Linked DNA regions of Homo sapiens: region 2 is linked to region 1. The links are chromatin loops, found by intact Hi-C in ENCODE. Cell type or tissue: endothelial cell of umbilical vein. All regions are shown on one strand.

Region 1 (8,000 bases):
CATGTCTGTGTCTAGTGGACAGCACATTACATCTCTCCCAACTCCTGATAATTTTACCCAAGTTTTCAATTGCCTTCTTATTGACATTCCATATTTTTTTTAATTCTTGGTGCATTCTGTAACAAACTCTTTACATGTTGAAAATCATACAATATGGTATCATGCTATCTACAAGTCACTCACTGTAAAAAAGGCCTCATTGTGCAGCGATCATTCCTCAGAAAGACATTTTTGGGGGTAGTGACAGCAGTTCCTCAGTGGAGTCCAGTGGTCTCCACCCATGAATTTGCTACATCCTATCTCTCAAAATTCCTTTGTCTGAGGTCCCGTTAGTGACCCCACAGTGAACCAGGGCACACACCAAGGTTGCTTCCACCTTCATCTGACCATGAGATATTGCTGTGACTTACCCGCTCTTGTCCAAGTTCTTAGTTACAGACAAGAGAATCCAATCCAGTTGGTTAAAATAGAAAGAGATTTGTTAGTGGGTACATAGAGTTCACAGAATCATTACAAGGGCTAAAAGAAAGACTGAGCTTCCAAGAATGACTGCCAAACCACACTGTTCAACTGAACCACCAAGGAGGCTGCTACCTCTCATCAACAGGCAATGCAGAATCAGAAAGCTACTGCTCCTGTAGCCAAGAACACAGAATCAGAAAGCTGTCGCAGGCTGGGCGCGGTGGCTCATGCCTGTAATCCCAGCGCTTTGGGAGGCCGAGGTGGGCAGATCACCCGAGGTCAGGAGTTTGAGACTAGCCTGGTCAACATGGTGAAACCCCATCTCTACTAAAAATGCCAAAATTAGCCAGGCATGGTGGCGCATGCCTATAGTCCCAGCTACTAGGGAGACTGACGCAGGAGAATCGTTTGAACCCAGGAAGCAGAGGTTGCAGTGAGCCAAGAACGCGTCACTGCACTCCAACCTGGGCACCAGAGTGAGACCCTGTCTCAAGAACAGAAAAAAAGAAAGCAAGCAAGCGCCACAGACTGCTTGACTCACTGGTGCTATACCCCCAGCACCGGCGCATAGGCTATTGACATCAGCAACCTGCCAGCTGCACAGTTGCTTCTTAAACTGTTTGCTCACAGTTTTCTGAAGACAGTGCTTTTCAAACTTTAAGATGCCCACAAATTACCTGGGGTTCTTGTTAAAATCATAGATTCTGCTTCAGGAAATCTGAGGTAGGGCCTGAATTCTACATTTCTAATGAGCTTCCAGGTAAGATAGATGCCGCTGCTCTCACTCTTTAAGGAACAACATTAAGAGACATCAGCCTAATGAAATCAAGCCCTATAATCCCTTTCACCTCAATCCCACCAGTGTTCCAAGCTCCTGGGGCATCTGTCATTTGGTCTCTCACCCCTCACACTACCCTGGATCCCTGCTAACTAACCCAATCTCCCACTTTTTCCACCGTACCCTCTTTCATCAGATTCTGCACAGGCAAATTATCTAGTATTCTCAACTTCTTCTCTGAATGTTCCCTTTACTTTCCTGCTTTAACTGAAACTTACTCCCCTGAGGACGTGGATCCTGCAGCCTTCATTGAGGCTGGTGTTTTTTCTTCACTTGCATGTACCTTGAATACCAGAGGCAGGGCAGAAATTCTCCTTCTACCAAAGTTTGTTCCTCATCGCAGTGTTCCTCCTTTCCCCTTGAAAAACTACACCAGAGAAATCTTGCAGACACCACCTTGGCAAAACTATCAAAGTTGTCACCAGTAATAGGACAAATAAACATCATGTACCTCCTGATAAGATGTACTGAGAAGCCTACATCGTTTCTATGGTATCTCTATCAAAAATGCATAACCTGAATTTAATCAGCATACATCAGACAACCTAAACTCAGAGACATCCTACAAAATAAATGACATGTATGATTCCAAAATATCAAGGTCGAGAAAGAGTAAGTACTTCAATTTAGAGGAAACAGAGACATGACAAAACACACACACACACACACACACACACAATGGAGGGCTGGGCGCAGTGGCTCACGCCTGTAATCCCAGCACTTTGGGAAGCTGAGGCAGGCAGATCACAAGGTCAGGAGTTCAAGACCAGCCTGGCCAACATGGTGAAACCGCGTCTCTACTAAAAATACAAAAAATTAGCTGAGCACATTGGCGAGTGCCTGTAATCCCAGCTACTCAGGAGGCTGAGGCAGGAGAATTTCTTGAAAACTGGAGGTGGAGGTTGCAGTGAGCCGAGATCCTGCCATTTCACTCCAGCCTGGGCGACAGAGTGAGACTCCATCTCAAAAAAAAAAAAAAAAAAAAAAAAAAAAACACACAATGGGAGATTCTGGATTGGATCTGAGACCAAAAATGAGGATACTGGTGGGACAGTTGTAAAATTGGTACCATTAGATAATTGTATCAATGTTAGTTTCCTGCATTTGATAATTGTACTGTGGTTACATAAGATATTAACAATTTGAGTGAAGTAGGAATTTGAGTGAAGTACTTACAGAAATCCTTTGTACTGTTTCTACACTTTTCTTTAAAGTCTGAAGTTATTTCAAAACAAAAAGAACTTGGCCAGGCGCGGTGACTCACGCCTGTAATCCCAGCACTTTGGGAGGCTGAGGCAGGTGGATCCCTTGAGCCCAGGAGTTTGAGACCAGCCTGGCCGACATGGCGAAACCCCATCTCTACTAAAAATACAAAAATTAGCCAGGCAAGGTGGCACACACCTGTAATCCCAGCTACTCTGGAGGATGAGGCAGGAGAATCGCTTGAACCCGGGAGGTGGAGATTATTTGAAGTCCACGCCCGCCGACTGGACCTATGAAGCCTCCATGCACATAGTGAGTATTAGCCTGCACTAACACTAACACTAACAAACGCTACCAAATGTGCACTAACACTGCCAGATAACCTTTCTTCATGTTCCTGGTAAACTCACAATCCCACTGTTGAAGAAATCAAGTTTGGATTGTGTTTAGAATAGTGCTTTTGGAAATACTTCACTGATGGCATTCCAATTGGCCATGCTCAGCCAATTGTTAGAGTTGGCTATTTATGAAGGATTGAAGAAAAATACTAGAAAATATAGCCTCACTTTATTTTATATAAAAGTTAAAAATTAATATCCTGGTTGAGCATGGTGGCTCACACCTGTAATCCTAACGCTTTGGGAGGCCAAGGCTGGGGAATTGCTTGAGCCCAGGAGCTCAAAACCTGTCCAGGTAACATAGCAAGACCCCCATCTCTACAAAAAGTCAAAAAAAAAAAAAGCAATGATGGCATGCATCTGTAGTTCCAGCTACTTGGGAGGCTGAGGTGGGGGAATCACTTGAGCCTAGGAGTTCAAGACTATAGTGAGCTATGACCAAGCCACTGTACTCCAGCCTGGGTGACAGAGTGAGACCTTGTTTCAAAAAATAAAATAAAGTATCTTCCCCCACCCTTGATAATATTTCCCTGTGAGCTGGTTTATTTACTATACATATTATTAAAACAAAACATAGAAACAGTTTAGATAGACACTATCCCCTGTGACTGTCATCAACTCAATCTAGTTAAGTTTTAACAAGAAACAAGTTCATTTATCACATTAAAAACTAAATATTGATATATATCATGTTGTTCAAAACTAGTCTAGGTATTTAATGTGGGTATTTCAATGGCTATTTCCACCATTTCACTCTTTGTTTAGTTTTGTTTATACTGATAATGAACATTGTGCAGTTTTTACTTTTTCTTCACGTTTTTTGATTTATTAAAATATTATTGCTAAATCTAATAATAAAACATTCAGACTTGTATTTTGTATTTTTATACGCTTTTCTAATCATTTATTTGTATTTAACAAAAGTAGTGATCCACAACCCATTGGAAATAACCACAATTTGAGAAGCAATGCAGTCGCCTTTGATATTCCCGAGATGGACACTAGGTGGCGCCCAAGGATCTTCTTCCTGGCTGGTTGCGTGATCTTTGCAATGGCACGCTGGTCATAAGGCGCTTGGCAGTGTATAAGTGATAAGGCGCTTTTCCAGTGTAGACGGGCAGAATTGTCAGACCTTTCCTATCTATCAAGTCCACAGAGAAGGCAACTCACTCTCCTTTGTAGGGGACATCTATAAATAATTGAAGTTGACTTACACAAATGAAGACATTTTCATGTTTTGCCTATTGTTGGGAGGCTTCCCAGCTGAATAGAAGTAATCTCTAAACACCAAAGCTGTTACAACTATTGTTATATCAAGAAGACTATTTGAGAGCCTTTGTTCAATAATAGTGACAGGAGCCAACCACATCCGGGCCAAATTATAAAGGAAATCTACAAAGTCTTTTCAATGCCCACATCTCCCAGAATCAGGAGGGCAGTGGAATGGCAGAACAGAATTCTGAAAAATACCTGGCTGATATCAATCTATAAACGAGACCTCGAGAGGCAATCCTTGCATGCAGTCCTCATAAATATGAGATCCACAGTCAACAGAAAGACTCTCCCACACACAATAGACAGCCGAGTACAACACTTCCGGCTGCTCCCCGGGAGCCACTCACAGGACACTCCTATATTTAAACATACATTGAATGCTATTTAAAAACACACATGAAATATATCAAAGCTTTCCATTAAGAGATCTGAGAATCCAACCCTGATGAGCCCTGCCACAGCTACAACCTATGTGAAAGTTCAGCAGAGAAACTTATTCCTTCAGCCTCACTAGGACAGTGCTAACAAAGACCAGCTTATCACCAACACATAAATTGTCAAAGCCTTTAGCTTTCAATACGTTCTTCCCCCTCTAAGACTTTTGCACCACTGGGGCAGACAGCAAGAAGAATGCAGACCCGTCTATGGCCAAGGGCAGACCACAAGAATGCAGACCTATGGCCAAGGTTGACATCAAGAATGCAGACCTGTCTACGGCCAAGGTCGACATCATCCCTTGAGATGACTTGTCAAGGTTTCCAGGCCTGCCACTTGTGACTAGAAGTCTGATTTCCAACTTGTGTACCTGCCTCGAGAGTTTGCTCTGGCCATTCTTCAAGTTTGTCAGCCCAAGTCCTCAAAAACTTGTAAATCTCCCCATCCAACTCTGACCTTGTTTTGCTTGGGGTTGAACGTGCTAGGAATGAATACCCACTCTGTCAAGGAGAATGCAGTGGAACAGCAGCCACTGGAAATCATCCCTGCGTGGAGATAGGCAGTAGCCCTAGTTATTGCCAATAACCTCATGTTCCTACTGATAATCTTGATCATCTTTGGTAGTGAGACAACACAAAGAGATCATGTAGCCTTGGAATAGATACAAGTTTGCCTATTAAATCGGGGGGTCAAACTGTGAAGATCCCTTCTTTCTTGGATTTTTTTGCTAGTTGATGATTTTAACAGTTGTTTCTGGTCACTGCCATGACTGTTTTTAGAGGCCTCATAGGGCAAGAAAGACCAAACACATTAAAAATAACCAAGTGAAGTTCTTTTGCACAAAGTTTGAAGACATTCATCTTTGACTTTAATCTACAGAACTAGGTAACAGAGGTTTTTAATCCTAATCCGTAATAGTTGTCTCTGCTAATCTTATTTGTCCATTATTAGTCAAGCTCCCAACCTGAAAAGACACACTCGAATTATGCCAATTCAAGGAGTAAAATTTATTAAAATATATTATTTACAAAGGTGTGAGTGAAGGCTTAGGAAAACAAAAGGGTAACCAGTAGTAACAGAGGAACTAAACATCCCACAGTTGAAAGTTGTAGGGACCGAGTAGCTGCTGGAACCCATAAGAAACTCACATAGAGGAAGTCACCTTGAGAGGAGTTTTTAAGAAACACAGCCAACCTAAGGTGACCCTACCCCACCAAACTCTCCTTTCACCATGAACCAAACCCAACCAAACATCCCAGCCTCCCAGGACAGAGCGCAGGGTAAGACTGGATCTAGGGGAATAGATGGAATATCTAGGGGAACAGATAAAATATATACATATATGGCACCATCCGAGCCTTTTGCCTTCAGCATCATCTCTTGTCCTTCACCTGGTGGAAAGATTGAGTTCCCAATACGGGGCAGGATCAATGTTCCACCAACTACTACTTCAATACAAGTTGTTCTCATACTCCACAGCCTAAAACTTTAGCCAGCATTGGTGTTATTCATTTAACTTATTTCAGAGAAAAGAGAGGAGAAACACTTAAATGACATAAAACACTGTTGTGACAATCCTGACTTCTGTGAGGTCTGTATTGGTCATCTTAGCTGCCTTTGCCCTCTGCCCATTCCGAGTTCCAGTTAGCCTCCTCCAGCACCTTTGCTGGGCCAGGGTTCTTTACCAGATGAAAAGTACAAAACCTTCATTCTTACAGTGAGTCTTTGGAGGTCTTCTATTTACGGGTTGAAGTTTTTCCTTCAAGACAACTGGTTAAGGGAGCACAGTCACCAGTAAACCCCCTGGTTTCCAAACATCACTCTCCTTGCCACCACTGTGTAGGAACAAACAGTCCAATTTCCCTCAGACAATCAAGATCAATGAACTCAAACACCACAATCACCTCCTTATTTCCCTACTAATTCAATGGCATGAGAAGCCCAAGATGACCAAAAGGCAGTCTCCACTACCAACGCACTGGAACCATCACTCCCTTCCATGCTAGGCTCCCAAAACTTACATGCTTTTCAAAGAATGAAATAGACTGAATGCTCCTTGAGAGTAAAAAATTTTTATTTGTGGCCGGGGGCACAGTAGCTCACGCCTGTAATCCCAGCACTTCGGCAGGCCGAGGCAGGTGGATCACTTGAGGCCAGGAGTTCAAGACCAGCCTGGTCAACATGGCAAAACCCCATCTCTACTAAAAATGCCAAAATTTAGCCAAGCATGGTAGTGCACGCCTGTCATCCCAGCTACTCGGGAGGCTGAGGCACATGAATCACTTGAACCCAGGAGGCAGACGGTACAGTTAGCCGAGATCACAATACTGCACTTCAGCCTGGGTGACAGAGTGAAACTCTGTCTCACAAAATAATGATAATAAATAAAATAAAATAGAACGGGCAAGGCCGGGCACGGTGGCTCACACCTGTAATCCCAGCACTTTGGGAGGCCGAGGTGGGCGGATCACGAGGTCAGGAGATCAAGACCATCCTGGCTAACATGGTGAAACCCCGTCTCTACTAAAAATACAAAAAAAGTAGCCGGGTGTGGTGGTGGGCGCCTGTAGTCCCAGCTACTCAGGAGGCTGAGGCAGGAGAATGGCGTGAACCCAGGAGGCGGAGCTTGCAGTGAGCCGAGATCGCACCACCGCACTCCAGCCTGGGAGACAGAGCAAGACTCTGTCTCAAAAAAAAAAAAAAAAAAAAAAAAAAGAACGGGCAATCACCATTTTAAATAACTTAGTGATCAAAATTCACATGACCAGTTGTGAAACAACCTGGCCTGATGTACCTTCTGGTGTGGTGCGGTAGGTACAGCATCTCCTATGTAGCATTCTTGCAAAAGACATTTAACCTGAACTGAGCCATGAGGAAACAGACAAATCTAGAATATGGGACATACTACAAGTGGCCTGGACTCTTACAAAAGGTCAATGTCGTGGAAAACAAAATAGTAGGGAATAATTCTAGATTAAAAGAGACTGATAACCAAATGAACAGCATGAATTTTCATCAAGACACTGCATTGGGAGAAGAAATGAACATTTTTGGGAACTGGGGAAACTTACTACGGACTGAATAGTTGATAAAATTATTGATGTTTTAAGTTGTGATAATATTGAGGCTAGGTAGAAGAATGTCTTTACTCTTGGGAAATGCACATTGAGGTTCCAAGGCAGTCTCAAGGAAAAGCACCGGCAGAACTGTTTGGAGTGTGAACTGAACTAGCGGCACTTTGCACGGAGCACCATTTTAACTTCCAAGATTGACAAATTGTCGTTGTTCAGACCTGTGGATTTGGCAGACAATTTCTCAGAAACAAACAAACTGAGCCTATCACTTCAAAAAAAAACAACTGACAGCATGTGTTGTCAATGATGAAATTC
Region 2 (8,000 bases), 770 kb before region 1:
TCAGATATTTCTTTGTAGCGATATGAGAATGGATTAATACAGCCATTCTTGTAGATGACTGTTTTATAAATTTTCCTAGTCCTCAAGTCACCAACATCTCCCTTTGGATTCCTAGTCTCAATGAAAATACTGAGGCAATCACAAGAGAATTTTCACAGGCTCTCACCATCATTATTGTCAATGTATCTACTGACAATTTATATCTGCATACTCTACCTTCTTTCTGTTAAACTCTTCAGGTACAGGCAAAAGACCAATGCTTCCACTTGCATGATAGACTCCATTCCCTAGCTTATGCATAGATAATATTCCAAGCATTCTCCCCTCTTTCCCAGATTATTAATTTTCTGCCATCTATTAGGCCATTCCTAATTAATATATAAACAAACTGCTATTTCTGTTATCATAAAAACAAAACAAACCTCTCAATATCACTTCTCCTACTGGGTGTGTATTGTCCCATTTCTCTGCTCCCCTTTACAGCAAAACTCCTCAGGAGAGTGTCTCAACTCACTGTCTCCAGTTCTTTTCCTTGCATTCTGTCTTAAACTCACTCAACTGAATCTTTTCCTGCATGGGGGAGAAAAGTAATATTACCTCTCACCCATCCCAAGATTCATGGCTGAGGCCCCTATAACAAAGGAAAGATTGTCAAAAGAAAACCATACAAATTTGTTTAATATACATTTTACATTAGCTGAGAGCCTTTGAAATGAAGACTAAAAGAAAGCAGGAAACCTGTGTTTTTTTGTGAAAAGTCATGCAGAAATATGATTGGAGGACAAAAAGACATGATCTAATGGTAAAAAACTGATGGGAACTTAGCAAGACCTGTTTATTCAGATTCTTCTTGGCATCTCTGTATCTTCAAGGATAAAGTTATTTCTTTCCTCAAGGTACAGGGTGGACACCTCAGGATAAAGTTTTTATGACCTAAACTTACATTAGAAAGTCAGAGAATTCTTTTTTTACCTACTTCAAGGGAGAAGAGGGAGGGAAAAGTGAGCCTGACTGCTATGGTTTGAATGTGTCCTCCAAAAAACATGTATTGGAAATTTAATCCCACGTGCAACAGTGTTGAGAAGTGAAACCTTTAAGAGATAACTAAGTCTTGAGGCTCTGCCCTCATGAATGAATTTATGTCATTTTCACAGAAATTGGCTCATTATTCCAAGAGTAGGTTTGTATAGAATCTAGTTAGGACATTTCTTGCTCTCTCTCACCATGTGATGTCTTCCACCATGTTATGATGGAGTGAGAAGGCCCTTACAAGACGCAGCTTCTCAATCTTGGACTTCCCAGCCTCCAGAACCATGAGCCAAGTAAACTTCTACTTTTTATAAATTATCCAGTCTGTAGTATTCTGCTGTAGCAGCACAAAATGTAAGAAGACAATGACCTTTTTTCTGCTGTTTCTTCAACTGTCAAGAAGACAATGACCTTCTTGTTTCTGCTGTTTCTTCAAGTGTCAAGGTACCATATTTTGGGGTGTTGTGTCCTAAACTCCATCTACTGCATCATCTTCTAAAACCTTTCTTGTCAAGGTCACCAATGACCTTCATTTTGCCAAGTCCAAAGCCTAAAGTCATTGTCTTACTTGAACTTAAATGCCATATGACATTGTTGATCACCACTACTTTCCTGGAAGTCATTTCATCCCTTGGCTTCCAGGATAACACTTTTTTCATGTTTTTCTTTACCTAATTGGCTACAGTTTTTTAGTCTCCTTTTTATCCTCTTCTCCTATTTATCTTAACATTGGGTCTCTAGTCCTTTCTATCTACACTCATTCCATAATGTCATCCAGTTTCATCTGTATGAAGAAAATTCCCAAATCTATGATGCTACCTTGAATTTTTCTTTGAACTCCAGACTCAAATTGCATATTTGATTGCTCCACTTGAATGTCTAATAATCATCTCAAACAAAATATTTAAAAGAGAACTATCTTTTCCCTAATACCTACTTCACCTGTAATCTCCATCTCTTTTCATGGTAATGCTATTATATCAAAGACTTTCATCTATTTTTGATTACTGCTATATCCCTAGGAACTAGGCTCTGGTACATTCATTCAACACATACTTGCTGAATGAATATTAATGATTATAGCACTGGACTAGGTGCAATGGCTAACACCTGTAATCCCAGCACTTTGGAAAGCCAAAGTGGGAGGACTGCTTGTGTCCAGGAGTTTTAGACTGGCCTAGGCAACATAGCATGACCTTGTCTCTATAAATCAAAAATTAGCCAGGTGTAGTGGTGCATGCCTGTAGTCCTAGCTACTTGAGAGGCTGAGGTAAGAGGATCGCTTGAGCCTAGGAGGTCAAGGCTGCAGTTACATGTGATTGTGTCACTGCCCTCAGCCTGGGCAACAGAATAAGACCTGGACACACACACACACACACACACATACACACGACTATAGCACTTTATTGCATCCAGGTAACACACTCATAACAAAGTTCTATTTCTGAGGCCAGGTGTGGTGGCTCATGCTTGTAATCCTAGGATTTTGGGATACCAAGGTGGGAGGATTGCTTGAGGCTAAAATTTCAAGGTCAGACCACATCTGTACAAAAGAAAAGTCAGCTGGGTGTGGTGGTGCACACCTGTAGTCTCAGCTACTTGGGAGGCTGAAACAAGAAGATTACTAGAACCACTAGTGGATAGCACCCACTGCACTCCACCCTGGGCAACAGAGACTCTCTCTCTTAAAAGAAAAAAATCCCTATATGTCCTTCCTTTCTTCTCTTTCCTATTTTGTATTTAGAATTCACATGTAATAATCTTAAATTTAATTCAATACTTATTTAATTTCAGACTTTTTCTTCAACAATACTTGACTTGGCTGTCTGACTTAATTTGACAAGGATTCTCCACTTGTTGAATGAGTAAAACCTGCAAGTGCATTTAAAACACAAATGAAGATAAAATAATTTTATTGAAAAATGTATGACAGTGTAATTTTTTTACAATAGTTTATTCTTAAATGTACAGCAGGCTCCAAGACAACATTTCATTCTAGCCAGGTGGCAAGACATGTTATGGCAGATCTTTAAATATGAATGGAATCAAGGGGCACCATTGCCTCAGGCATAAGGAACAGTTCATGGTTTCCCAGATTTCTTAATTCCACCTGTGGCCTGGGGCCCTTCCTCGTAGCCTTTGCTTTTAGCTTCTTGAGTTTCTTTTGCTCCACTTTTGGCTTCTGCTTGAAAAACCTTTATTTTCCTTTTCTATCTCCTTGGTCTGCTTTCTGGGCTGTTTCAGGGGCTTCTTGCCACCTTCATGGCTGGACATGGTGCCTGCTATCCCTTCCACATTTCAAGTCAATATTATTTCGAGTTTTTCAAACCTTTCTGTATATATTGGGTTAAACAAGTTTCCTGAAAGTGAACAAGACATATCAATCACTTGACAACTTTGGATAAAGCCTTTTTGTTGTATTTTCCAGATTTCAGAAAGTGGACGATTTTGTCAGATTATAGACCTTTTGCAACTCAAGTGGCTTCCAATTCCTTGTTTCCAATAAAAGTAGCCAGTTGGCAAATTACTAAAAATGACTCTTGAAGATGGTTCCTTGTGGAATTTTTGCTATGTAACTTAAAAAGAGTTCAAATCATTAAATTATATTGCTATAATAAAATTCCTTCTATACATATTTATAGGACTAGGTTTTTTCAGTACTTACATTTATAAAAAATAAAAAACATGAGTAAAATTGATACTGAGCTGTGTCTCATTAAAATAATTATTATTATTTAGTGAACTAATTGAAAAAATTCTCATTTTATTAAAAGACATATGTCCAATAAAATTTTACTTTTTATGTTCAATTTAGTTATTTATTGAACTTTGTAATATATATGTTGTTTGGAACAATTGTATACTACCAATAATTTCAATGGCTACTTCAATCTAGAAGAAATTATATGGATGAGAGGATTATGGATACAAGCAATTAAAAGTAAATTCATATTTCAAATAACATACATATGTCAGTTGCGGAGAGTATTACAGGGTGATTAAAATAGCATAAAGATATATTTTATTATGGTAAATTATGTGAGGGGCATTCTTTTTGATGCCTAAAAAAAGCAACGATGTAGCATGTATGTTAAATGTTCATTTATGTGTTTTTAAATAGTTGCAAACCAAGTTGCTAGGGTATTTAACTTTCATTGGACGAATTTATAAAAACATGCAGCAGTTTTGTTTTTAAATGTTGTTATTTACAATACACCGGAAACATCACCTTTTGCAATTATTTAAATTTATGATGAAAAATTTGAGAGAACATTTACAAAATATGTGAATGGGTACTTAGCTTTCCATGTTTTGGTAAGTAAGCAAACCAAAAGTGGGAAGATCATTGTTACAGAGAAAATGAAAAGTGCAATTTAGGTAAAGTTGGTGCTTTACTTACTGCGGGTAGCAAAGAGTAGTTGGGAAGAAATGAGGAACAATGAAAGGAGGATTAGCATACGTTATTTGCAGTACAACAGAAGTACCATAGAGGGGCGCTAGAAGACTGAGGGACAGAGAGGTCTTTGGCTGACCCAGCTGGAAGGGAAGTGGCTCTTGGGGCAAGCAAGGGTGAAACAAAATGGCGAAGATTCGTCAAAGATGTTCAGCTGCACAAGGATATGATTGGATTCGTGACCGCAAGTTGGCTTGGGACAACAGATTTCCAGGGAGTTGGAACGCGAAGCTGTTCCAAGCACAGTTGGTGAGTTGGAGTCAGTGCGGATGGAGAGGAACCATGAAGATTTCACCTGGGGGATGCTATAAGTCCATCCTGACCACTCATGGTTCGACTCATGCAAAGCAGTCTGTGTGTCTTACACATAGAAGTGAGAGCACCTCAGGATTTCCCATGCCACTTAGGAAGAGGAATGCAGTGTTGGTTGTAAATGAATAATGGGTTTGCTTACTGAAGACACCCAGACTCTCTTGGTGACTGTAATGATACCTGTGTAAGCAAAAATTTACTTTCCAAAGGCAATCAGTATTTGGTTAAATCAACTACTGAACTTTTTAGAAAGAGTACTTTGTATTTCAGAGTCTCCTGGGTTGTTGGAAAGTAGGAGCTATCGTCCATGAAAGTAGCGATTTAGGAGAATTCCTCCAGGATTTCACAGATGATGGTGCTGCAGAGACGATTTTCCGCCTTGACCATTCAGGTGTTCAGTTGCAATTGTATACTACCAGCTTGTTTATTGGATTAGAAGCAAATCTGGCTAGTGAAATGTAAATCTAAAAACATCTCCAAGACAAAAATAACTGTTTAGATTCTCAATCATTCACATTATTTAAACCCTGATTTCTACTCCAGCTTCTTCCTTTCCTTCAGAAGCACAAATGATCACATCACTATATTTCTATTTTGTAAATACTCCAGTTTTCCCAGCAGGTACTCTTGCCTGTAGAGGAAAATCTGATTTTTTAAATCTGGCATTTAGGGACCTTCACAATTTACCTCAATCTATATTTCTTATTTTATTTTTTTATGATGTCCTTATGTGGAGTCTCAGCACGGTCCATCTGCTTCTCTGCCATCTGAATATGACTTCAGGATATAGCATGTGCCAGACTGAGACACAAAAGATGATTGGTGATCACTTTTAATAGGGCAATCAAGGAGGTTTTCGGAAGGAGATGACATTTGAACTGGTTCCTGATTTGTTGGATTTCAAGGTATGGGTTTAGAGTGAAATATCGAGCTATTGGTGAGAACTTAGATGTGGCCCAGCCTTCTAGGAAATTTATTCCAATAAAAGTCACCAGGAAGCCAGGGACTATTCGTTTTGGTCTTTTCTTATTATATTCTATGCCAGTCTGGTGAAAGTGTCTCCATTAGATGTGTACTTAGGTGTCTTTCAACACATAGAGTTCTGAAGTAGGAACTTCCTGAAATTTGATCCACTAGTAGGCAGAATTTGATACAGGGGCACTTCTGTCTAGTATACTGTTCATGTTGTATTATAATCAAAGAGTGACTACATTCCTATATCTTTCACCTAGAGCATTTTCACATAGGAGTTATCCAGACAGCTCTTAGGCAAAATGGTGATTGAGATCTTTCTTTTTTTGAGACGGAGTCTCACTCTGTTGCCCAGACTGGAGTGCAGTGGCGTGATCTTGGCTCACTGCAAACTCTGCCTCCCAAATTCAAGCTATTCTAGTGCCTCAGTCACCCCAGTAACTGGGATTACAGGCATGCACCAGCACGCCTGGCTAATTTTTGTATTTTTAGTGGAGACGGGGTTTCACCATGTTGGCCAGGCTGGTCTCAAACTCGTGGCCTCAAGTGATTCGCCTGCCACAGCCTCCTAAAGTGGTGATTCGTATCTTTATTGTCAACCTGGGATTCGGAAAAAAAATCCTTAATCAAGAATCTGAGAGTACAGATCCTAGACCTAGCAGTGCCACTTGATGCTAATAAGAACAACAAAAACAAAAGCTTCTCCACCCTGGTTTTCCCACCTGTGAATTTATATAGTAATAATTTTTCTTATTTTTAGGTGTACAGTGGAAATTACATGTTAATATAGGCAAACATTTTTCCAAGAAATAAAAACACCTTAAAATGCAAAGGATCAAATTCCGACCCTTTAGTTCTCTGTGAAGGTACAATTAAGAAAAATGAAAAATATAGGTATGCAAATGTGTTAGATGGTACAGGTGAAGTTCAGGAGAGTCAGGACTTTGTTTTGCATTATATGTTCAGTTCACTTTACCAACATATAGTGAGTATGTGAACAGTGCAAGTATACTGACACTGTTCACATACTCGCTATATGTTGGTAAAGTGAAGGGATGAATGATTGACTGGAGGCATTTAGGAGCCTTCTGCTAGCTGGCTTACCTGGCTGCCAAAGCTCTCTATCTAGGTGACTGGCTGAGTGAAGTCTCCAAACTGTGTATATTTTAAGGATATCTTGCTTCCACCTGCTTTTCTCCTTGTTTTGATAGCAGTAATAGTTAACATTGCTTGAGGACCAAATATGTGCTACTTCTTTACATAAACCATTGGTAATCCCCACAACCCTGAAAAAGTGTTTATTCCTATTTTAAATATCAGGAACTTATGCTCAGAGAGGCTAAATAACTTACTAAAAATGGTATAGCTAATGTATCAGTTTGGATATGTTAGATTATGCTGTAATAACAAACAATCTCTAAATCTCAGTGTGGTGGTTAATACTGAGTGTCAACTTGATTGGATTGAAGGATGCAAAGTATTGATCTTGGGTGTGTCTGTGAGGGTGTTGTCAAAAGAGATTAACATTTGAGTCAGTGGGCTGGGAAAGGCAGACCCACCATTAATCTGGGTGGGCACAATCTAATCATCTGCCAGCATGGCTAGAATATAAAGCGGGCAGAAAAATGTAAAAAGACGAGACTGGCCTAGCCTCCCAGCCTACATCTTTCTCCCATGCTGGATGCTTCCTGCCCTAGAATATCGGACTCCAAGCTCTTTAGTTTTGGGACGCAGACTGAGTCTCCTTGCCCCTCATCTTGTAGAAGGCCTATTGTGGGACCTTGTAATCATGTGAGTTAACACTTAATAAACCACCTTTTCTAAATATATCTATGCTATTAGTTCTGTCCCTCTAAGAGAACCCTAATACACTCAGTAACTTAAAATATAATGGTTTATTTTTTGCTTGTAATACATATTCACTGGGAGCCAGCAGGAAGGCTCTGCTTATTATACTTAGGGATACAGGCTGCAGAGCAGCAACCATCACAAATATCCCTACACCAGAGGGAAAGGCATCTCTGGAGAGTGTCATATCAGCAACAAATGCTTTACTTAGAAGTGACATCCATCCCTTCTTTTCATCATACTTTGACTAGGATTAGTCGTATGACACCACCTATTTACAGGTGGGCCAGGAAGTATAGCTCTGCCATGTGTCTGGAGGATAAAGCCAGACATTTTGGAGGTGATGCAAATGACTACCAGGGCAAGTAAGTCAGAGACTTGGTTT

Evidence for each region. Peaks named below come from ENCODE experiments on the same cell type or tissue, not always from the same donor. Only the 100,000 strongest peaks of a DNase experiment are listed, where the experiment ranks them.
Region 2: it touches region 1 in a loop (20-fold over the local background); 2 of 110 quality-filtered maps call a loop at or near these places.

What each region holds. Positions count from the first base shown.
Region 1 is chr5:32,609,177-32,617,176 of GRCh38, reverse strand. No RefSeq gene overlaps it. Among named protein-coding and RNA genes, the nearest start is that of SUB1, 28 kb to the right of the region's middle. In endothelial cell of umbilical vein, a CTCF peak has its summit at 3,906 (motif pointing right); a DNase peak (open chromatin) is centred at 3,946.
Region 2 is chr5:33,376,548-33,384,547 of GRCh38, reverse strand. It overlaps the pseudogene LOC112267948. Among named protein-coding and RNA genes, the nearest start is that of TARS1-DT, 60 kb to the left of the region's middle. In endothelial cell of umbilical vein, a CTCF peak has its summit at 4,516; a DNase peak (open chromatin) is centred at 4,537; H3K27me3 peaks cover 394 bases.